Regions from separate parts of the Mus musculus genome. Here all the other regions are linked to region 1. A link is a loop called in an ENCODE intact Hi-C map of the cell type or tissue named here. Cell type or tissue: gastrocnemius. All regions are shown on one strand. Region 1 holds the start of Txndc16 (thioredoxin domain containing 16). Region 2 overlaps Ero1a (endoplasmic reticulum oxidoreductase 1 alpha). Region 3 overlaps Ero1a (endoplasmic reticulum oxidoreductase 1 alpha).

Region 1 (8,000 bases):
CTGTGACTGTAGGAATACAGCACAAAGAACCCTTAGCTAATACGTAATGAGCTCAAGGGAGACTTGGAAAATGCTAAGTCATCAAGATTTGAGGACCTACTTCTGAAGCTTAAACCAGTGTATGTCCACTGGTACACAAGATAGGAAAGAGCAGCTGCCTTAACAAGAACTCTAAAGTGGGGCTGGAGAGATGGCTCAGCAGTTAAGAGCACTGACTGCTCCTCCAAAGGTCCTGAGTTCAATTCCCAGCAACCACATGGTGGCTCACAACCATCTGTAATGGGGATTCAATGCTCTCTTCTAGTGTGTCTGAAGACAGCAGCAGTGTACTCACATACAAGAAATAAATAAATAAATCTTTTTAAAAAAAGAAAAATGTTTTAACAAAAACTCTGAAGTACTAGCTAGGAGGTCAAACAGACCTCAAAACTGGTCTGAGCACCACAAGAAAAGGGTTATCTGACATTGATAATCAATAAATGAGCCACCTCAAGTTGGCAAAACTGTTGCTACAGCAATTTGGAGATGAGACATACCTAATGAGTCTACAATGAGTGTGTACCAAAGTTCTTACCGTTAACAAGCTTATTTTAAGCACTAAGAGGCTTGCAAACAGATTCGTATTGTATAGTAGCTGCTGTTGGTTGTATTTAACAAGGTATGCAAACACAGATTCCAGGAAGCACCAGCAAAGACAGGCAATATGCAAACATAAAATGTAACTTACACCCAAACTATTCCTTGTTCCAAGTAGCATGCTGACCAAACCACCTCAGCCTTGAAACAAAAGCCCATATACTCCAAAACCAGTTTGAGATCCTGCCAAGATAATGATAAAACTGGCAGGACCTGTCACAGGACAAGGTCAAGGACCATGGAGAACCATGCTCTAGGGCACGCAGAACGAGACCTGCTGGCTGCTGATCTGTACTGCTGTGTACTCAAGTTCTCTGAAGGATCCGCATCTGTATAAAGACCTTGCAGCGAGCTTAGCCTGTGCTGAGTAAAACATCATGGAAGACAGAACATTATAAACAAGAACCAAAAATCAATCCTGCACTTCCCCTTTCCCTTTCAGTCAAAGCTGACCATCCACATGTGTATCTGGCTAAACATCTGTAACATAGCCTCCACCATACAGCTAATGAGAAAAAGACAACATCTAAATGCTGGAGAGTCTCCTGCCTCATTATAGTCTTCCTGATGAGCCTACCACTGAATAAACACAGACTTAGGGCTTTCTTTTCATTTTATCATTATTGTACATGTGTGTGCATGATTACACTTGTGGATGGTAATACTGTCTGGTGTCTGGCAAACTACTGGACCAGAATAAGTACAGAACAGATCTTAAGCCCCTTTGTAACATGTACTTGGTGGTGGAGGACTGAGAAACAGCCATCTTCTTAAGCAGACCTTAAGGAGGGAGTATTTAGGAAAGGCTGGATATTGGATGCTCCAGTAAATATGCTGTCTACAGAAGCACTGAATCTGCAATGAGAGGCTCACTCTGAGAACACAGGATCCTTCCTCATCTTGCATTACTTTGACTGATTTGCTACCAAATACCAAATACAAAAAAAACACAAAAAACAAAAAACAAAAAAAAAAACCTTCATGTAGTGGCCAACATACAACCGTTCCTCACTTATTTAAAGCAGAAATATACCTCTTATTTTGTATCTCTCAGTCTCTGATGAGAATAGCACCACTTGTTCCAACACACAAGCAGAATCTCACACAAACTCTTCCATTCTGGACAATCACCACATTGTTACTGCTCCGCGCTCCCCCCACCCCTCCCCTGCCCACCCCTGCGCCCAAGAGAGCTTTCTAAATTGCAAGTTTCGAAGAATCACCTTCCCCTTGGAGAAGGCCTCAACGTTCATCTGTTCCCAGGACCACCATCCTTCAGGACCTCTTCCCAAGAGAAGAAAGGGTTGATTACTTACAGTTTCCGCTCGCGCTTTGCTTCATTCGCTTTCCTCGCCCCGTGTTTCCTCCAGCTCAGAAAAAGAAAAGGGGGGGAAATGAAATCAAAACCAGCGTCGTTTGGTGCCCCCAGAAACAGGTGAACTGAATCAGCAAGCAACCTGGCTGGAGGGACGTTTGCCGAGTGCTGATGTGCATGCAATCCTGCAGGCAAAGTCTTGAGGCCCGCGCTGCTACCCACCTGCCTGAGATTCTCGTGCAGAGATGAAAGGTCTCTGAGGACAGCACGTCCCGCCATCAGAGTAGAGATGGTGACAGAAGGCGGGGCAGGGGCTGGTCCCTACGGCGGCTCCCAAAGCAACTACGCCTACCTGAGAAGCTCACCGCCCACGGCCGGCACTGCCTCCGCAAAATCAGTCTCTTGGGCGAAAAAACAACCCCCGAGGCTCCGCCTGCTCCTCGTGCTCCTTACGTAAGAGATCCTCCAACCAATGGACGGTCAGGGGGCGGAGCGAGAACAGCCCCAGGTGACAGAATCTGGAGTCCTCCCGCCGGCGCGAGGAAGTCTTGCAGTTGCTGGGCCAATCAGCAGCGTGGGTGGGAAGAGGGGCGGGGGTAAAAGAGGAGAAAGCAGAAGGCCAATCAGATCAAAGGCTTCTGGAGTGACAGGCTCTGAGGCCTGTGGTATTCCGAGTGAGGCGCCCGGAGGGCGCGCCCGCCCGGGCCAATCGCCGGCAGCTCACAGTGCGGAGCGAGCGCCTCAAAAGCTCGGGTTTCTCAGCTGATTGTCTCCAGCCGAGAGTTGTTTGCTGCTGCTGCGGAGCCGAGCCGCGGCCCGAGGAACCGAGCCCCCCGGGGGGAAGGGGAGGCGGGCCCGAGGGCAGCCGCGGCCATCGCGCGGGGCTGCGACTCCTGTCACGGCGCTGCCCGGGGCCGCAGGCTGGGGCGGGCGGGAGGTCCGGGGGGCGCTCGGGCCGCTTCCTTCCCGCGCTCCCTCCCCGCTGCTCGCGTCCCCTCATGAGGGTATCAGTGTCCGGGCCGGCGGCCGCCGCGGTCCCCACGGCCGGCCGCGAACCCTCGACGTCCGGCGGGGGCGCCGTCGCGGCCTCGGGCGCCGCGGTTCCCGGTTCGGTGCAGCTGGCGCTGAGCGTGCTGCACGCGCTGCTCTACGCCGCGCTCTTCGCCTTTGCCTACCTGCAGCTGTGGCGGCTGCTCCTGTACCGCGAGCGGCGGCTCAGTTACCAGAGCCTCTGCCTCTTCCTGTGTCTCGCGTGGGCAGCGCTCAGGACCACGCTCTTCTCGGCCGCCTTCTCCCTCAGCGGCTCTCTGCCCCTGCTGCGGCCACCCTCTCGCCTGCACTTCTTCCCGCACTGGCTGCTCTACTGCTTCCCCTCCTGCCTACAGTTCTCCACGCTCTGTCTCCTCAACCTCTACCTGGCAGAGGTAAGGCGGGAGGACCGGCGAGCGGGGGAGCGGGGCCGCCGGGATCCACTCCTGCCGAGACGGAAGGGGTCGGGGCTGGGGGAGGTGGCCGGAGGGCAGTCTGGGGACACTGAGACACTCCTGTCTTTCCCTCTCCCTCAACTTAAGCCGCTGATGGACTCGGTGCCTGAGGGGGTTGGAGAAGTGTGAGAGAGAGAGTATGCGTGCCCCGACAACTTAAGGCAGTGGGACACCCTTTGTTCAATGTCCCAGACCTCCACGTAAGGCGTTGGTGGCGACCACAGAGAAGCATCGTAAGAAGTAGCAGCTCCGGTAGCTCTGTCGAGGCTGGACCGGGTTGAGGGAGGTTGGATGCTGAAGTAGAGGCAGCTCTGCTGAAGCTGGACCGCTGCCAGCCATTACGTCACCAGGCAGAGCTGTTCCTCCGCTATTGTTGCTGCGTTTCTTTTATTAGAAGCTTATATCCCCCCCCCCCCCCGCATCTCCTTAACTGTGGCTCGATACACCTTGCACAAATTCTGATCGATCGCTTCCCCGACGGGGTGAACGATCAATAACCAATGCTGCGGGACAGTCGAAGGACCTCCATAAAGCCCTTAGTGTTTGTCCCAGTTGCTGCTTGCTTTGGCGATTTAGGCGGTCTCTTACAGCACAGCCCTTTGGGGGAGAGCTAATTAGGAGAGAAGATACAAGCTTAACCTGTGCCTGTTGCAGAAACAAACCACGGAACTATGTTTTTTGGTGTTTTTGATTTTGTTTTTCCAACAACTTGCTTAATAGCTGGAGTCTAATCACACCCCCTTTCTCTTTTACGGGGAATTGCTGGTTGGATTGCATTGTTCTGCAGCACATTTGACCCATTTCAGACAGGTTGGGGGTATAAGGTTGTCAATCATGTCTATCTGGTATTTATGCCTTATTATTTTCAGGTTCCACCCCCCCCCCCCCAGTCTTCTTTTCCCTCAAAATACGAGCTTAGGAGAGGAGAAAAAAAGGTGACATCATACACTTAATACTGACTAATATAGAACGGTATTGGTCTATGCAGCTAATCCTCTCAAAGGCTTTTGGAGGTGATGAGAATTAACACAGTTCCAAGGAAAAGTAACCCAAAAAAGGCACTTTTGAATCAGATTGTGTTTATATTTCCTACATAAACCAACTCTTTTTTTCCCCTTAATAAACAGGAAAATAGAAAGCGTTTTTAAAATCACAATTGTAATTTCAGCTATATACAATTGTTATATATACAAGCTATATCCAATAAAAAACAATTATTGAGTAACAAAACCAAACTTTATTTTTATTCTCTAGCAACATAATACCATAAAAAACCTCATAATACCACAAAAATAATGCCACACTCTTAAGCAAAAGTGAAAAGCATATGCAATTGTAAATCAAATAAACATGCTACAATGGTATCATATTTGGGGATCATCCAGTTGCTTAAGGTTTTATAACACATATTTATAGGTAAACTGATACTGAGTTCTTCTTGACACTTCTGATAGTACATTAGTAATTTCTCATTATTGAAGACTTACTTTAGCCTCAGATACAGTTAATCTACCTGAAAATGATTAAAAGTCAATTTGCTAGGAGCATCAGATACCACGGGTGTTGTCACCCCCCCCATATGTCTTAAAAAATTATATATGCAATTCATTGGACCTTGCTAACATCACCCTTTCACTTGAGATGTAACACATAACCAGAAAGTGTACACAATCTTAAACATGCAGCTAGGGAAGTGTTATGTATGTATACATCCAAGTTACCAACAGCCTGAGTAAGATCTTGGATGCCTTAAGGGTTCCCTTGTATCTTCTACCAGACAGCACCTCTCACTCAAAGGGAAAGAAAGTGGCCAAACATAATAGGAAAAATATCAACTATATTTAAGCACAAAATTCTAAAAAGTATTTCTAGAACAAAAAAAATAAAGATTATCTACATAGTTTTCACATGTTATCACTGGTATTCCAAGTAAGAAAACATTAAAGTCTGAAAGTCTTATTAAATGAATCACTTGTTTGTGTGATACACTTTTTTGGAAAAAGCTCTTACCCTAGAAAATATAAATTTCAAAATACTGTACTGAAGCTCTTTTGTTTGATTGGTTGTTTCTTAGTATCTTCTGGAAAGGGCTTATGGGTTGCTTGCCTTTTATAATAACACTAAAAAGTTTAGGACATAATACTTGAATAAATATTGTCCTTTTTTGAAATCCTGCTTTATAATAGACATTTGAATCAGAATTTATTTCCCAGTTCATAGATATCTATACTTAAGAGAGTATTTGAAGTCAAGTGTGGTATGTACCTATAATCTCAGCACTTGGGAGGGAGAGGCTGGAAGAATGCCATGATTTTGAGGGCATCCTAAACTACATAGTTCTAAGACAATATGGCCTATATAACAACTGAACTTAAAAGGTGAGTATGTGAGCACATATTTGTAATCCTTATACCTAGATGACAGAAGCAGAAGGATCTACAAGTTACACGTTGTAGTACTTTGCCAAAAAAAAAAAAAGGTAAGAAAAGTGTGGATTTGTTTTTCTTGTATTTTTTGAGGCAGACTGTCTATGTACTTCAGGCTGGCCTTGAACTCTCCATCCTCCTGCTTCAGCCTTCCAAATGCAAGGAAATATAGATGTATACCACCATGCCCAGCTCTGGATGACAGTTTTTAATTAACAATTCCAAGTAACTGGAAGTATATTTTCTATTGATCATTCTGAATTCGTAAAGTTTTTCTCTTCGAGGAGTTGTTTCTTTATTTCAGTTTTTTGTTTTGTTTTCAGATGGACATGCTAGTGAGCTCAGACTGGCCTGGAATGTGCTGTGTAGCCCAAGATGTTATCAAACTTAAAACTCACATGCCTCAGCATCCCAAGTGATGGAATTGTGGGCACTGCTGCCATAGCCAGCTTTTGGATTCTTCATACTATAGCAAAGTTGTAGAGAGAGTTTGTTGACCAAAACAAAACTATTATTTTTGTCCCAAAGTATTGTCTTTACTGTCTCATATTAAATACCAATTCCATTTTACTTTTAATTTAAACATTTGTTGTGTCCATGTCTAATGAATTTAAAACATTCAAACTTTTCATTATAAAGAACCATGGATCAGGCCAGAAGATATCAGTTAAGAGCACTTGCTGCTCTCACAGAAGACTGTCCAGTGCCCAACAGCTGCCGGTGGTAGCTTACAACTGTAACTGTAGGTGCCAGCATACCTGCATTCACATGCACATACCCCCTCACAGATACATAGTTTAAAAATAGAACCTTGATCATTATAAACATAGAAAACAACATTTACTACTTTGAAGATTATTTTATGGTGCCTCTTCCAAAACACATGTTTTTTTAAAGTTAAGAACTGTGTAAACTATTAATTATTCTGGATTACACCTGAATGGAATTGAGCTAAATGTATTTCTTTCTGACTTTTCATCTTTCTGATTTTTGGAACAGAATAAAAGTATTATAACCTAAAAACGGATACTGAACTTTTTCTGGCAGTATCAGTAGAGCATGACCTTTACCAGATAAAATTTAGTACTCTTATATTTTCCTTAGTGAAGATTTCAGTCTTTAAATAGATTTTTCTGATCCTACCCTTCATTAGGACATACAAGAAAACAGCATAAGAGTTAGTATACTATCTTTGGAGCACTATGATGCATGCCAAAATGAATGAGTTCATCTTTGAGGTCCATATTGACATTTTTCCTTCCAGCTTCTATAATATATATGATAGTTGCTTAGTAAATATAAAATGCAATGACGTGATTCTAATGCTAAAAGAGCTAAAATATTTAAAATTTTAACTTCATGAATGCTATTATTGCTTCTTCAAATAAAGGTACTATTCTAAATATCAATGACACTTTAAATAAATGTAACTCCATTTCCAGATATCTTGGTTTGTTATATTATTTCCCACAAATGTATTTTTAGCACCTAAAATGGAAACTCCTAAGGACAAGTTATTTTATCATATTTTTGTCTCATAGCTACTATGAATATACTATTAAATATAAAGGTTAAATTCTAGGAAACATGTAATATGTACAATTACTTTATTTTGATGAGTGTTGAGGTAAATATGTATGGGTTGTCTATAGTCTTTATATTTTGTGCTTAAAGATTATACATGTTATGAATACATAGACTATCTTGGCTTAAATAGAGAAAAAGTTAATTACTCCTGGTAAAATATTACTAACAATGCTTCTAAGATTTAATAACTGAAAAGTATACAAAATAAATATTTTACATCACAAGTTACTATTCAATAGAAATGGCTTAGTTCAGTGTTTGGCTGTCTGCAAGGAATATAAACTGCTTTTGTCTAAACCTACTCAACTACCTTTTACCCACTAACTTGGTCCTACTTTTTCTACAACTGTGCCTATAGTTTTTCACTGAAGGCAGGATCAGATTATATTACATTTAATATTATCAAAGCATTTTATAACATCATTACTGTGAGAATCTAATGGTCAACAAAGCTGATTATGTGAATACAGGTGCCCAGGGAGGCAAGAAGAGGGCATTGGCTCCCCTGAAACTTGAGTTCCAGACAGTTGTTAGCTACCTGATGTGGGTGCA
Region 2 (8,000 bases), 88 kb after region 1:
ACAAACTACCACTAAACAGACCCTGGACAGATGGCAGCTGGGAGTCAGGGCTCAAATCAGAACCACACAGCTCCTATTTAAGCAGGAGAGCAGGAAGGAACTGTGTGGACCAGGTCTGATCGACTACTGTTAAGTGTTTAATAAATCCAAAAGTGCGTCCTCTCAAATATTTATAATAGTTGGAGCCCATCTGATGGCTGACGAAACAATTTTGAGAATAATATAGTAATTTCTATTTCACCATTCTATTTCAATTTTAACCAATCAGTTTCTGCCTCTAGAAATTACTGAAGTTAAGCCAGCAGGGCTGTGGGGTGAGCTTAGTTGGTAAAGCACATAAGGGCATGAGTTTACTTCTCAGAAGCCATGTAAATGCAAGCAAGCATGGTGGCTTACACTCGCAGTCCCAGAGCTGGGGAAGCAGAGACCAGATTACAGAAACCAACCAGTCTAGCCTACTGCCAGAGCTCAGGCCAGTAAGACACCAAGTCTGGAAAAGTCAAGTGGACGGACTGTGCCTGAGAAACAGCACCCACAGTTGTCCTTGGGTCTCCTCATGCACAGGTATGCACACATACAAAGTCCAGTGGGTGGTTTCTCAAGCAAACAGTTCCTGTGTGAACCGAGCTTTCCTACTAACCGTATACATTTTAAGTCAGAGGCAGCCCAGCAGGTAAAAGTGTTCGCTGCACAAACTTGACATCCTGGGCTTCAAACCCAGAACTCACAAAAAAAAAAAAAAAAAAGCATGCAAAGTTGTCCTTTGACCTCCATTCACAGGCATGTCATGGCATACGCTCCTGCATGTACGTACACACACACACACACACACACACACACACACACACACACACACGGACATTTGCATGCATACACACACTAAATTTAAAAAAATAAAATTTTAACTTAAACTTTGTACACATTTATATAATTGCCAATTTCAGTAAAAGTACTGATGATTAGTCATCTCAGCAAATATAACCATCCATTATAGCATACTTATATTTTAAAAAGTTGAAAGTACCTTGTAATATCTAAAGTAGTCACTTTCAAGAAGCTTTTGTAGTCTTGGGAAAAGTCTGTAGTTATTAAACTTATCGATGGTCTCGACATCACAGGTACAGTCGTCCAGGTAACCACTAACCTGTTAGAACGGAAAAGGAAACATCGGGTTTAATGGTCCCTGGTGCCACAAGGCCCTGCTCCTTACACAGTTATTGTTTTTTAAAAGCCTGCTACTCAGCAACATTATCTTCCCACCTTCTCTTGGTTCTCTAAGATAGAGAATGCCAAAAATCCAACAATAATGCCAATAATCTAGAGCAACACTGTGGCACTTTCATAAGCTCAGCTGAGCTCAGAGGTTCTCAGACCTGGACCCAAGCAGTCACCTTGTAGCCTTACCTTCCAGGACCCAGCAGACCTGACCAAAGGCTGGCACGGAGATTAAGAAAGAGAGAGGTGCCAGGCGGTGGTGGCGCACGCCTTTAATCCCAGCACTCGGGAGGCAGAGGCAGGTGGATTTCTGAGTTCAAGGCCAGCCTGGTCTACAAAGTGAGTTCCAGGACAGCCAGGGCTATATAGAGAAACCCTGTCTCGAAAAACAAAAACAAAAACAAAACAAAAAAAGGAGAGAGGTATGTCTCCCTGTGGCTGGGCCAAGAAACAAGGAAACTCAAATCATATCTCATCCCATGAGCTGATGAACACACACTGCAATCAGAAGAAAGAAAGATACACACAGGGCCAGGGGATCCCTAGAGCCCATCTCCCACTTACACCTGGCTAGCTGGAGCAAGGCTGTACTGTTTTCTTGGGACTGTGTCTGTCTGTCTGTCTGTCTGTCTGTCTGTCTCTGTGTATATGTGTGTCTGTCTCTCTCTCTCTCTTGTTTTCTGAGGTTATGTAGCTTGGTGAATGTATAAAGAGAAGTAATACTAATGAATAAAACAAACAGTAACTCACTTTAAGACTAACAACCCCGACTACTGGCCAACATTTGGGTAATAAACTTACCACAAATGCTTAGCACGAATGTCATGACCCTACATCCTAGATCAAACTATTGACTTTCTACACCAGGATGAAATGAGAATTTACAATCAGCCAATGTTACTGGCTGTAAAACTGAATGGTTTTGGACATTTATTTGGAGCTAAGCACGTACTTAATAAAAGTAATGTAACATTAAATAACAAGTACATAATGATTCAAAAAATAGAAAAATGCATTACCCATAATCCTTTGGTGTGATATGTTTGCACTGTAAACTACATTGAAAATAAGGAAGTGCCACAATCCCCGCACTGAGGAGGAATTGACAGCTGCCCCGGAGAGTTTTCTTTAGGGATGTGGTCCCTGGTAGGTTGACCATGCTCCCTGCTCCCATGGCTGGCCACACACCCATACATACAGAGCAGCACAAATTGGTCTCAGAGAACAGTATTTTTATAGAGGATAGCCAAGCGTCATGGCCACTTTTAATCCCAGTGCTTGGGAAGCAGAAGCAGGCAGATCTAAATCAGCCTGGCTGGGAAGAGTAGGAAGAGGAGATCAGACGGACAGAATCAAAATGCATTACAGACAGATATGACGTTCTCCAAGAGTTAGTAAAGACAGTATCTAAAAGGAAGTGAGGGCTAGAATGATGACTCAGCAGTTAGGAACTTGCGATTCTCTTCCAGAGGACCCAAGCTTGGTTCCCAACACCCCTGTCAGGTGGCTCAGACCACCTGTAACTCCAGCTGTGATAGATCCAATGCTTTCTTCCGGCCTACCCAGGCATGACACTCATGCACATACCCCACACAGATATGTGCACAAACACATAATTAAAAACATTTTTTAAAAATAAGAAAGTGGGGACTGGAGAGGTTAAGAGCACTGACTGCCCTTTCAGAAGTCTGAGTTCAATTCCCAGGAACCACATGGTGGCTCACAGCCACCTGTAACAGGATCCGATGCCCTCTTCTGGTGCATCTGAGGACAGCTACAGTGTACTCATATACATAAAATAAACAATTTTTGAAAAATAAAAAATAAATTTTTTTTTAAAAAGATCATTTAAAAAAAATAAGAAAGTGGCCAGACAGTGGTGTCACATGCCTTTAATTCCTGTATTTGGGATGGCAGAGGAAGGCAGATCTCTACGTTCAAGACCAGCCTGGTTTACAGAGTAAGTTCCACGACAGCAAGGGCTACACAGAGAAACCCTGTCTCAAAAGAACATAAATAAATAAATAAATATGGGTAAATAAATAAGAAAACAAGTAAGTAAAACTTTATTAAAACACTGGATTAATATTTACCCTTGGACTATATGAAATCCCATACTATCTTCATTTAAGAACATTGAAAACCAGTAATGGGGGTGGGAGATGGCTCAGTAGTTTACTGATTTTTCTGGTTCTAGTTTCTAGCAATCTGATCCATATATCCTATCATTTCTATTTTCACTCCTTTTGAGTTTGGAAGGATAGAAATCACCTACTACTTCTAGCCTTTGATTTGAACTGTTACAAAAGAATAACAGAAACAGCAGGAAGGGCAAGAAGAGACCAGCACATGGAGCTGGCGAGTTAGAAAAGGTAACCCAGATTGAGCCCACCTGTGCCGAAGCCAACCGTCCCACGAGGTCACTGACAACGTGGAAATCAACCTGCAGGATGTCGCTAAGCACAATCACTTTCAGACACACTTAGGCGCTCTTCTATCACTGTGGGCTCAACTGCCTCTCCTGGGAGCTTCCAGAACATTCCACATAGTACTGCTGTATTAGAATTACCTCACTATCCTGGCTGTTATCTAGTGCATCAACTAGAGCAGCATTTCTCAACCTGAGGGTCCACATCCCTTTGGGGGCCATATATCAGATAATCCTGCATGTCGGATATTCACATTACAATTTATAGCAGCAAAACTACAGTTATGAAGCAGTAATGCAGGAACTTTACGGCCGGGACTCACCCCAGCATGAGGAACTGTATGAAGGGGTCACAGCATCAGGAAGGCTGAGACCCCTTTGAACTAGAGTATCAAATCACTGGGATAAAATCAGGTTTTTTCACTGTTGCGATCCCAGCCTGTGGCACCGTGCTTCTGGAAGACACAGTGGGTCTCAGTGATGGGGTGGGCAGGTGAGTGGCTGAGCTCTGCCTGCTGCTCCTCCTGCCCCACGCTCAAGAGCATGTGTAGCAGCAGCACACCCACAAGGCAAGGAACAAACGCAGTAAGGATGACCCTTCGCGCGGATGATCCTTCGCGCCTCGCTTTCTGACTGTCCACTCGCCATCCTAACCTGCAGCAGAGGAAGCCCAGAGCCCGGAAGGAACACAAGGTCCCCCAGAGCAGAGGTGGCACACAGCCAGGAGACTGCAGAGGGACAAGAGGCAGCACAATGAGAGCTTTTAAGCCTTCTTCCCTTTACCCTTCATGTGGAATAGGCCACATTCGCCACTACAACCTCGGGCAACAGGGTGGCCAAGGAAACAAAATAAAAACAGAGTTTCAACTGAGCGCTCAGTGAAGACACAAAGACACTTGGAGATCCAAGCCTACTGACAGTTCAGGTATGCTGGCCAAGAGGTGAGGCAGAAGCCCATCCTTGGCAGAAGTGTGGCAGGTGTGATGTCAGCTCAGTTCGAGGATCTGGAGAACAACAGGCATGTTACCAAAGCAGTCACAAGCAAGGGCTTGGGCAGAACACCACTAATACAACCCACAGACTCTTAGAAGAAAAGTCCCGGGACAGGCGACAGGTGTTAGATGAAACAATCGCCGGCCTGGTGCTATGCTTGGGACCTGCTTCCACTGCTGCGGTACTCACGGTGCCATCCCAAAGCACAACCCTGCCTGCCGCGGGAACCTAAGCTCTGGGTAGGAAAACTAACACTATGCGTAAAAAGGCCCACGCGGAGAGACAGTAGGATGACAGAAGCCTAGCCCAGTTGCAGGCCTAGCCAGTGAGAGGTACGGAGCCTCTGGAGGTGCCCACTGCCAGCTCCCGTGCTCTGCAGTCAGGCCGAGCGGGTCTAAGGCCCACCTCTGTCACTGTGCTGTGAAGAATAATTTAATATAATAATAATAATTATAATAATATAGAAGAATAATTTCCAACCTGCAGATTTGGAAATGCTTGATTGCTAAGCATCACTGTTAACCTGGCTCATTACTCTCCAAAGCAGCCCACATTTCCCTAATGGGAAAGAAATACAGGCCTAGTTTGTAGTCAAAGTTTCTAACACTGGATTATTCCAGCCTTCCCACTGGAACGAGGGCCCAGATTATGGAAAAACTAGTGTGGGGTGGGGGTAGGGAGGCTCAGGCACACTCTCCACTGACTACAGTTGATGTAGTCAAATACAATAGGCAAGAAAGGAAATCTGTAATCACAGATATACATAAATATAATCTGTTGCGTCCATCTTTGTGATTTGATATGTAAACAGTTTGAAGGCTGACCACTCTGTATAGGATCTTATTTTGCAAGAGGTATTTTTTAATTCACAATGAATGACAAAACAAACTAACAACCAACCAAAAACACCCTCCTCACAGTCTTGTGTACAATACTAAGAAAGCCTACTTCTATTGTAGATCAATCTTGTTCTCATTCAAAGAACTATACAGTTGTATTTCTTGTATGTGTTTCTTATGAAAAGCGCTTGTCCAAGCATCAATTAAGGAAAGGGAAGACGGTGATGGCACACGCCTTTAATCCCAGCACTTGGGAGGCAGAGGCAGGCGGATTTCTGAGTTCTGAGGCCAGCCTGGTCTACAGAGTGAGTTCCAGGACAGCCAGGGCTATACAGAGAACCCCTGTCTCGAAGAAAAAAAAAAAAAAAAAAAAAAGGGAAAAGGAAGACAGAAGGAAAAAAAGAAAAGGAATTCAAACTAAAAATAAAAAACTAAAATCAGAATTTTCAGATCTTAGGCAGTACATGCAAAAACTTGAGAACTCCACCAAAAGAAAAAAAAAAACACTCAAATTATTTTAATAAAGTCATAGGCTACAAAAATCAAATCAGTTGTGTTCTAGAAACTAATAAATGAGACTATCGGGGGAAAAAAAAACAAGAAAGCAATTCCATTTATAATAGCATCAAGCAAATAAAATCTTAAGACATGCAACCAAGGTGGAAGCAGGGTTGGTGAGCACACACTGAAACAGGAACACTTATTACATGATGGAAACCAGTGTGGATACTCCTCAAGGAACTAGAAACATAGCTGGATCTAGCAATCCCACTTCTGGGGACACATCCAAAAGAAATAAAACCACTGGCTCCAAGAGACCTGCACACCTGTGCTCCCTGCATCACACAATATCCGAGGTACAAAAGCATCTAGGTATTTGTCAGGGCAAGAGTGGATAATGTGACACACACACCACACAATGAACTATTATTCTGTCCTTTGTGGCATCCTGGATGAATCTGGAAGCAAAATAAGCTAGATATAAAGGTTACTTCACGACCTTCCTCACTTGTGAGATCTAAGGAAGATCAAGGACACTAAGGGTAGAAGTGGAAGACGTGGAGAAATACAGGATAAATAGCTTCCGGGCTCTGAATGAACATCATGGCGACCATAGCTAGTAATAGTGCATATTTGTTAAGAGAACAGAGCTTCAGTATTCTCACCACATGTGCAGCTAGCTGGGCGATGGTGTCATGATAATTTAGCTTGATTTTAACATCCCAGGGTATTTGTGTATAAAAACATCTTCTAGAATATACCACCCTGCTGTTTCTCAGTAAGTAAATGTATATACTCAAAATGTGCTTTGTCAAAGAACTAGGGTATTTAATTTTTACTGTGTTTTGTGACCAGAGGGGCTAGAAAGATGGCCCAATCATTAAGGGCGCAGCTCCTCTATCATGAGGACCAGAGTTCCAATCCCAGTACCCACTGGTTTGTGAAGTAGCTCACAAACAACTCTAACTCCAGCTCACAAGGAATCCAATGCCCTCCTCTAGCGTTCAAGGGCTCCACAGCATGCACACAGACACATTTCTTCAAAGAACATAGTTTTTTAAAATAAATATTACTCTATATTTTAAAATATACATCATGGGGCTGGAGAGATGGCTCAGCAGTTAAGAGCACTGACTGTTCTTCCAGAAGTCCTGAGTTCAATTCCCAGCAACCACACGGTGGCTCACAACCATCTGTAATGGGATCTGATGCCCTCTTCTGGTGTATCTGAAGATAGCTACAGTGTACTTGTATCCATAAAATATATAAATAATTCTTTAAAATACACATCATGGTGTAACATGTTACATATAGTAAAATGATTACCATAACAGGACCAGTTAACATACAATTACATACAATTACCGGTCTACCCCATGAGAAGAACAGCTGTAGCATACTCATCTAGCAAAACTGCTGAGTACACTACTAGCCATACTTCTGATGTTGCTGTGCACTGAACCTCTAAATCCCCAACCAAGATAAACAAATGGTAGAAAATGCCACATACACAGAGTAAGATTCTGCTATTTGACCTCAGTAGCCCCGGCGGACATGCTAAGTGAATTAAACCAAAGAAAGATTTGCCTGGCCTCACATATAGAATTCATGAAAGGAGGAGAAAGAAGGAAAAGAGCTGGGGGGGAGTGGGGTGGGAACAAGCGTACATGCATGAGAGCAAAAGCAAGGAAAGGAGAGCAAGAGTGAGAGACAGGCAGACTGACTGACTAAGATGGGAAGAAAAAAAACTGGGACATTGTAAATCAAAGGATACAACAAACAAAAAAAAATCTATACCAGATTATAAGGCATACGATTGTAGGTCCTGCATCTGCTCTGCCACAGGGCATGGCCACTTGGGGAGGCAAAATAGCGAGGAGTTTGACTGCATGTACCCCACGCAGCTCACTTGGGGTGGAAAAGCCAGAGCTGGCTTGGGGGTCCCGGGGCCTGTCATCTGGTTCTCAGTCTCTTGGACACCCAGGCGCTGCTAGAAGCCAGGGAAGAGCTGAGAATGGAGTTGG
Region 3 (8,000 bases), 75 kb after region 1:
CACACTGATTAAATTAGCTTCTTTCATCACCATAAGAAACAGGGAGGGGTGTTACAAATATTCTGGGGAAGTCATATCAAGCCCATTGAGCTATGAGGCAAGACTCAGTAGGAAGTATAAATACATTTATACCTTAAATTTACTTTTTAATTGACAATCAGATTGTTTGTGGTATGCAATAATATTTTGATATTTACTAGTTAATATGGAACAATAAACCCACAATAACAAATTCATAAGTTAACATAGCCTTTTGCAGTAGAATCTGCTGGGAAGAGTTGTGAACTGTATAACACATGACTACTTACTAGTCATCCTCCTGAGCACTGCAGCCTCCTCCAATGGGAACTCCGCTCTGGTCAAGATCTCCCACCTATCCCAGCTCTGTCCTCAGCCTCTCAAAAGCATCCTTTTACTCAACTTCCAATGCTACTGCTCTGTTACAATCAGCCTACATGGCCGCCTGGCTGTAGCTAACAATTAAGCCGATGTGTAATTAATTACCTTTAGTTTATGTGCTTCGTTTTTATCCCCAGCAAAAAAAGAATTCTCATCGAAGTGCAAAGGAAATGACCTGCATTTAAACAGAAAAGGCTCATGTTCATGAATTAGAAGCATCAAAAAACTTGCTAATATATTTTATTTGTCAGAGATAAATAATACAATTTTAGGAATAAAATTCAGTAACGCCAACACCAATGCAAATGAATATTTATCCTCAAATACAAATTCTAAGTGTATTAGAAGTGTGGCCTCAAACTTAAAAGACTGTGCAAATGAAAATAATGCTGGTATTAAGAACATAAAAAACAAAAATGTAGTACACAGTTCAAAGCAAATCCAAGCTATTCTAGAAGCTCTGGGCGGCCAGGCGATACATACCCACATTCCCAGCACTCTGGAGGCTGAGGCAAGAGAATGTGACCATCTCAAAAAACTAAAACTTCAATGAAATACAACTACATATGCATGATATAAAGATGGTTTTCTTCTCTAACCAAATAATGCAGTTTACTCTGGGCACCACCCCTCACCTATATGTTAATATCTATGTTATAATGTATAGCACCTACTTGATTTCATGAAGTATCTCCAGAAGTAACGCTTTGTTTTCTGCATCCTGAACTTTATTCCCAGTGAAGAGCTGAAAATCTGGACGCTCAAAAAATGGAAGCACTTTGGAGAGAGCCCTTAACTCTATCAGGTACAGGAAGTACAAGTTCCTCAGCCTTCGTGGGCCTTCTCCTTCAGTCAGAATCCCATCAAAGCGCTGCTGGAACTCTGTGACATTGTGACCCCATTTCTTTTCCAGCCAAGTATCTAAAAAGAAAGAACACTAAATGACTGAATTGTACAGTTGTGTAATTTTCATTTTAATTATAAGGGACTGCTTATACTTATAGAAGTCAATTTCATTTTGTAGCTTAAAATATGTAATTTAACCAAAGACAGTTTGGGTTTGTTGTTGTTTTTAATAATTTAGCCTTAAAACCTCTGTTGAAAACCAGGCATGGTGGTACATGCTTTTAATTCAAAGCAGAGACAGGTAGAACTCTGTGAGCTCAAGGCCCGCTTGGTCTACATACAGATTTCCAGGACAGCCAAGGCTACATGATGAGCCCTTGCCATCAAAAACAAATAGATAAAATTTCAAAAATTCTATAGTAAGAATTTTGTCTTTGAAATCCATTTTTAAAGACAAAGAAACAGGTATTTGATAAAATCAAACTTCTGAATATCAACAACCATAAAATCAAAATATATAATTAAAAAGTGACTTGCTAAGCTGCAGGGATGGCTGAGCAGTGAAGAGAAAGTATGCTTTTTCAGAAGACCTGACTTCAGGTATCCATGGCAACACACAGCCACGGCCTCTGGCCTCTGAGGCACCGGTCCTCCATGCACATATCAACCCCCACCCCAACCCCCAACCCCACACGTATAATTAAACATAAAAGTGAAAAATTTTAATGACTGTCTGAAATTACTAATGAGTCTCAAGCATCTATTTAGAGTTACCATTTTATTTCTGAAAAGTAAAATACATTCCAATTTCAGAGGGAGTGAGTTACGGAGGGAAATCAACCATGCTGATTTTCCATCAGCATTCTAAACCATGAGGAAGCGCAGACAATGCTGTACCCATTAAAGTCTACACACAAATCGAGGCTCCCGTACAATAACAAACTGTGCTGTGGGGGCTATTTTAATTCCCACAGCAAAGTGAAAGAAAATTTCCAAAGCAATGTATCTAGTTTTGAGAGAATTAATAATAAATACATGGAGCCATACAACTATAGACACATTCCTAGTTACTACCGTTTACGAGTGTAATCTTACTGCCCGATAGTCAAACAAGTCTCTTTTTTTCCTACCCAGGTAAATACAAGAAAATTCTAAAAATACCTAAAAAGCAAGTCAATGAAAGATTTCAAAAGTCACACACCTTGTAAAAGATACCTTGCACTCAAATGCACATTAATGCTTGCGTGCAGGCCAGATATAAGTCTGTAGAATGCTCTCTTTTCTACACAGAGGCCTAAAAGAAATCAATGATTTAAAAATTAAAATTTATATGTGAATCTTGAAAATTTAAGAATTACTTCATGATTTAAAAATAAAAAATTAAATTTATTTCAAAGTTTCTAATTACCTTCTAGCCAGTTGTAAAATGTGTTCTCTGAAATTAAAAGAAAAAAATAAGTCATAATTTTTCATAACACCAAAATGTGAATTTCCAAGTACTAAGAACTGTGCCAGCTAAAGGTTCAAATCTAATTTCTTCCAAGAAGAGAAGTTTGGGAGTGGATCCAAGTAAGTACCACTCTGTTCCTCCCTCAGCCCCTGTCTCCTGACTTCTTGGATAAAATGTTTCATATGGTATCAAACTGTAGAATCTGGAGTCAGGAGGGTGTCACTCTGTGACACATCACTTGGCTATCCTGTTCAAATTGAGCTCCTGAGTTCAATCCCCAAGACTGTTCCACCAGAAATAACACACAGGCATGCGCGCGCGCGCGCACACACACACACACACACTCGCACACTCGCACACCAAATCTAGCAAGATTACACAACTAGATAAATTGCCAAAGCCATTTATGCTTTGAAAACTCGGGACATACTACATACTTTTAGGTTCAGAAGACACAAACACTGTAAGATGATACTACAGATGGAACAGAATTCCATGCAGGTCACTACATCCAAAGAGCAGTAGGCCAGCGCTAAACACAATTGCCATGTTCTGTGACCTAATGGTACCACTGTCAGAATACTAAAGCTCACTACTTCTAGCTTCAGAATTACCATCTAAAGAAATAAAATGGGAAGAGGACAAGGAGTTTGTAGAAAGGTTACTATTTTAATTTTAAAACCTTAAGGAAAGTACCCAAGGAGCTGAAGGGATCTGCAACCCTATAGGTGGAACAACAATATGAACTAACCAGTACCCCGGAGCTCTTGACTCTAGCTGCATATGTATCAAAAGATGGCCTAATCGGCCATCACTGGAAAGAGAGGCCCATTGGATTTGCAAACTTTATATGCCCCAGTACAGGGGAATGCCAGGGCCAAAAAGGGGGAGTGGGTGGGTAGGGGAGTGGGGGGGTGGGTATGGGGGGACTTTTGGGATAGCATTGGAAATGTAAATGAGGAAGATACCTAATAAAAATTTTTAAAAAAACCCTCAAAGAATGAAAATGATCTAAAGTAACGTCTGAGTTAACAAAATAACAGAGGCAGGTGGATTTCTGAGTTCGAGGCCATCCTGGTCTGCAGAGTGAGTTCCAGGACAGTCAGGGCTACACAGGGAAACCTGTCTCGAAAAACTAAAAAGGGGAGGGGGAGGGGGAGGGGGAGGGGAGGAGAGAGGGAGGGGAGGGGGAGGGGAGGGGAGGGGGAGGGGAGGGGAGAGGAAAAGAAAAGAAAAGAAAAGAAAAGAAAAGAAAAGAAAAGAAAAGAAAAGAAAAGAAAAGAAAAGAAAAGAGAACCACTACTCTAAAATAACAAAGTGTCAGAGGAAGTGGAAAGAAATGCAGTTTGCCACAATCAACACCAGAACACACATCTGAATATGCAGGCAGAACTGATATTGCATGATAAAAATACGTACCTTTACTTTTTCCTGAAAAACAAAAAAAAAACATTTTTTGTTATATTATTATAAATTACCTCCACCTTTCCCTTCTGAAATGCTACACTTTCATGAGAGTACTTTAATGACTTTTTGAGTTCATGTATCCATACAAACAATGTCAGGAGAAAGAACACCCATAGCAAATCTCCACCCAGCAGTAGTTTAGGCTCACAGAACTCACCTGTGCTGATGCGCAGGGACATGCAGCACACTGTCTGTCAGCAGCTTACACATCTAAAGCACCTATGTGCACTTGGACAGCACTCTTTGTACACTTATTATCCTGAAGCTATAACACACTTCTGCTAAAGGTCTGTATTACTGCTTTCACTCCTCCAGACTGACATAAGATTTAAAACCTTTGGACTGTTTTCAAAGACTGTAAAATTCAAATTCCTCATAATGCAGCAGTTTATATGCAGTTGCTTACTTACTGTTGGAACATAATCTTCATTGTTCCCATTTTCCTTTTTGTTTTAGATTACTTTTTATTGAAAAAATTTTTGATATAATACATTTGGATTTCATTTTCCCCTCCCACAACTCCGTTTTGTCATCCCACTTCCCCCCCACACAACTCCTCTCCATCATCCCCAATTTCTCACAACTCCTCCCCTCATCCCCAATTTCTCACATATCCAAACCCACACCCTTTTTTGTTCTTACATTAGAAAAAAAAAAGCATATAAAAATTTTAATGGGATAAAAATAAAAACAAAGATGAATAGGACAAAACAAAAGAACAGAAAAAAAAGCAAAACAAAACAAAATAAAACTCGCAGAGAAAGCATTACAAGGTAATAAAGCCTCTAAAAACTACCATCAAGTTCATTACATTTTGTCGGTTTTTCTTTAGCATCACAGTTTGTTAAACATGTTCTCATTGCCAATGTTTTAAAATATTTTTAAAATTTATTTATTTTGTTTTATATGTATCGGTGTTTTATCTGCATGTATGTGTGTGCCCTCATGCGTCAGAAGAAGACTTCAGACCCCTGGAGCTGGAGTTATGATGATTATAAGCCACCATGCGTGCACTGGGAACCAAACCCAGATCCCAGTTTGCCTTGCCAAGACCATTTATACTTTGGAAAGTGTGATATTTTTTGTTTACTTAGGTATTTAGAGGCTCTGTTCTGTAACTATAGATGCTGTTTTTATTTATGCATTTTTCCTTCACTCTACTGCTGATCATCTTTATTTAATGAGCTTCCCTCTGTCATCCCCACAACTCCTCCCCACCGTTACAAACCTAACAATGTTTGTTACAACTGTATTATACTGTGTCCCTTGTCACATACCATGTAGCCTGTTTTCTGATGATCACTGAAAGAGTTCCCATTTCCACTAAAATGACTGGAAGTGATTAAATATGAGCTGCTAATAGAGAGCACTTATCTATGAATTTGTACTTCACCTAATTAGATAAACACCCTCCCCTGCCTCACCACATACAACACAGCCGAAAATGTTCTTTCTTTCCTAAGACAGACAGACTTGCCTGATAGCCGTGCTTGCTGACTGTGACATCAGTGGCTTTCAAATGAACTGAGAAAATAAAAACCTTACATATTTGCTTAAAGGGCAGCGAAGAGTCTATCAATAAGTCCATCCTGGGAGAATATACCTGGCGGTTTGAATAAGAATGGCCACTACAAGCACCTACATTTCAATGCTTGGTCCCCAAACTGGAAGGATTAGGAAGATTGGCCTTGTTCAAGGAGGTGTGTCGCTGGAGCTGGGCTTTAGGTTTACAAAGCCCAGGTCATCTAGGTTGGGCCTCCCTAATGCCTTAGACTTGTGCATCATATGTGAGCTCTCAGCTACTTCTCCAGTGCCACGCTCACCTGCCTGCTGCCACACTCCCTACCATGGTGGTCATGGATTAACCCTCTAAAACTGTAATGAAAACTCTAAATTGAGCCCTCTAAAACTCAAATGCTTTCTTTTATAAGTTTTCTTGGTCACAGTATCTCTTCGCAACAATATAAAAGTAACTAAGGCAATAAGAATATGTAATTTCTAAAAAAAAAACCAGAAATCATATGTAGAAATTGTTTATTCTATAAACCATTACTAACTGAGAGGGCAATTTGAATCTGCACGTCCTCTTGGCATCTACATAAGGCCTGCACAATGGTGAATAACCAGTTCTTGCAAGAATAAGTGATTTTTACACTGCGCTAGACAGTATCCAAAATTAAAATTTTATTGAAATTATAAAATGTGTCAATTTCTCTAATTCTTTTAAAGAAACTGTTCACTGGGGAAAACCATTGACATCATAATGTATCTAGCAACTTACTCCATAACTACCAGGCTCTATGTTGAGATATTGCTGCCCATATCCCAAGGCACTAGGGCAGGTGAATACATATATAAATCACAGAATGATGCCACCAGTAAACATTCTAAGAAGGAAGCAAACCCAGCATGTGCTGCTCCACAGAGAGCCAGAGATGACTTCCAACTGGAAAGGGAAGTGTTTCGGGAAAGGCAGCATTTAGACCAGATCTTGAATGTAAATGGACATAAAAACATATTTAGTGATATGTAAGGCATGTGGATTTATAATCAGACCATATGTGGAATGTGATGAGAATGTAAAGTCTTTTACTTGAGGGGTGTGTGTGTGTATGTGTCTGTGTCTGTGTGTATTTCTTATTTGGCTGGGAATCAAGCCCAGGACCTCAACCATGCTGACCAACCACTGCACCCTTAAACTTTCTCTCAAACTCAAGTATTTTTGAAAAATTAGGTAAATGTTTGGGATATTCATGTATCTGGGGAGATGAATGAAACTGAAGTAAGCAAACAACTACTCAGTGCATTGCAAAAACAGATAATAAAGATATAACCTAATCTTCATATTACAATGGTCTAACACCATGATATATGTCCTTAGAAGACTAAGAATATTTACCTCTGCTTGCAAGGGTGAGATCACTCGCTAGAAGCAATGAGTAGACTACCCGACAAGCTGCCTGTGCCTTCTTCAGTCTAACCCAAATCCACTTGCCAATAAAGAAGAGAAGATGCAAATAACTCACCTCGCCCAGAAGCCAAAGGCCTTTGAATTGTCTGTGGCCTACAAACAAAAGGATTGCAGAGGATGAACGTCAGTGTTACCAATAATGTTCTAGTTGTATCTGATTGAGAAAGTGAAATGTGTTATCATACAGATCTTTTGTCTCTGGGAGAATCATGCACACACACACACACACACAATATATACAAGAGCCTTCAGGCTGCCAAGTGAAGAACCAGAAGCATTTCTCAGTCACCTAAGGATCTTAGGTGTACTCCTTAAGAATACAAAGGAGGTGGTTCCCCAAGTACTGAACAAGCATCTAACTTAAAAGTTTCAGATTCTCCATCTATGAGCAGTTATAACTATGATACACTGTTGCCATAAGAACGAAAGGAGCAATGTCTGTGACGTGTTTAGCACACAAAAACGTCACCTTGGAGCTATTCTTGGAAATCAATTTAGGTTGAAGAGGATAAAATAACTGCGCCACAGAAAAGAGAAGAGAGAGGGTAACAAAGGGAATCCTGAGCTGTAGATGCTGATCTACACCCCACCATTGGCTACAGTGGTCTTGGTAAATGAAGCAAAGCCCATGACTCCCCAGTTACTTCATCTACATAATGAGATCCTATATATAATCCACTCAGGAGTGTTTGTTCAGTGTCTCCAATCCTAGAAAGGTCTAAGCCTTCAGAGAAGTTGTTGCAACTTGTGCCAATGCCCATAGGGAATCAGGGCATTTTAGTTTCTATGTCCTAGTCAATCTTTTAAGAATGTGAACCTGATCTGCACAGGTCTAGACCAACAGTACATACTTAAAACAGTTTTCTT

Evidence for each region. Peaks named below come from ENCODE experiments on the same cell type or tissue, not always from the same donor. Only the 100,000 strongest peaks of a DNase experiment are listed, where the experiment ranks them.
Region 2: a loop joins it to region 1, with 2.3 times the contacts of the local background. A loop is called at or near these places in 12 of 42 quality-filtered maps.
Region 3: it touches region 1 in a loop (2.9-fold over the local background); 3 of 42 quality-filtered maps call a loop at or near these places.

Annotation. Positions count from the first base shown.
Region 1 is chr14:45,217,044-45,225,043 of GRCm38, forward strand. Txndc16 (thioredoxin domain containing 16) reads right to left here and starts at 2,382. Exons shown (of 21, transcript NM_001310534.1): 1 at 2,174-2,382; 2 at 1,953-2,006. It overlaps Gpr137c (G protein-coupled receptor 137C), which reads left to right and starts at 2,674. Exons shown (of 7, transcript NM_027518.2): 1 at 2,674-3,375. The coding sequence starts at 2,950. In gastrocnemius, a CTCF peak has its summit at 3,003; DNase peaks (open chromatin) are centred at 2,500, 3,072, 3,419, 3,760 and 1 more place; H3K4me3 peaks cover 2,987 bases; H3K27ac peaks cover 2,792 bases.
Region 2 is chr14:45,305,488-45,313,487 of GRCm38, forward strand. It overlaps Ero1a (endoplasmic reticulum oxidoreductase 1 alpha), which reads right to left. Exons shown (of 16, transcript NM_015774.3): 2 at 1,025-1,144. Among named protein-coding and RNA genes, the nearest start is that of Ero1a, 9.1 kb to the right of the region's middle. In gastrocnemius, no CTCF peak of the experiment used is centred here; DNase peaks (open chromatin) are centred at 4,341 and 7,884.
Region 3 is chr14:45,291,858-45,299,857 of GRCm38, forward strand. It overlaps Ero1a (endoplasmic reticulum oxidoreductase 1 alpha), which reads right to left. Exons shown (of 16, transcript NM_015774.3): 7 at 7,985-8,000; 8 at 7,189-7,226; 9 at 4,115-4,126; 10 at 2,654-2,680; 11 at 2,447-2,539; 12 at 1,074-1,320; 13 at 505-574. Among named protein-coding and RNA genes, the nearest start is that of Ero1a, 23 kb to the right of the region's middle. In gastrocnemius, no CTCF peak of the experiment used is centred here; no DNase peak of the experiment used is centred here.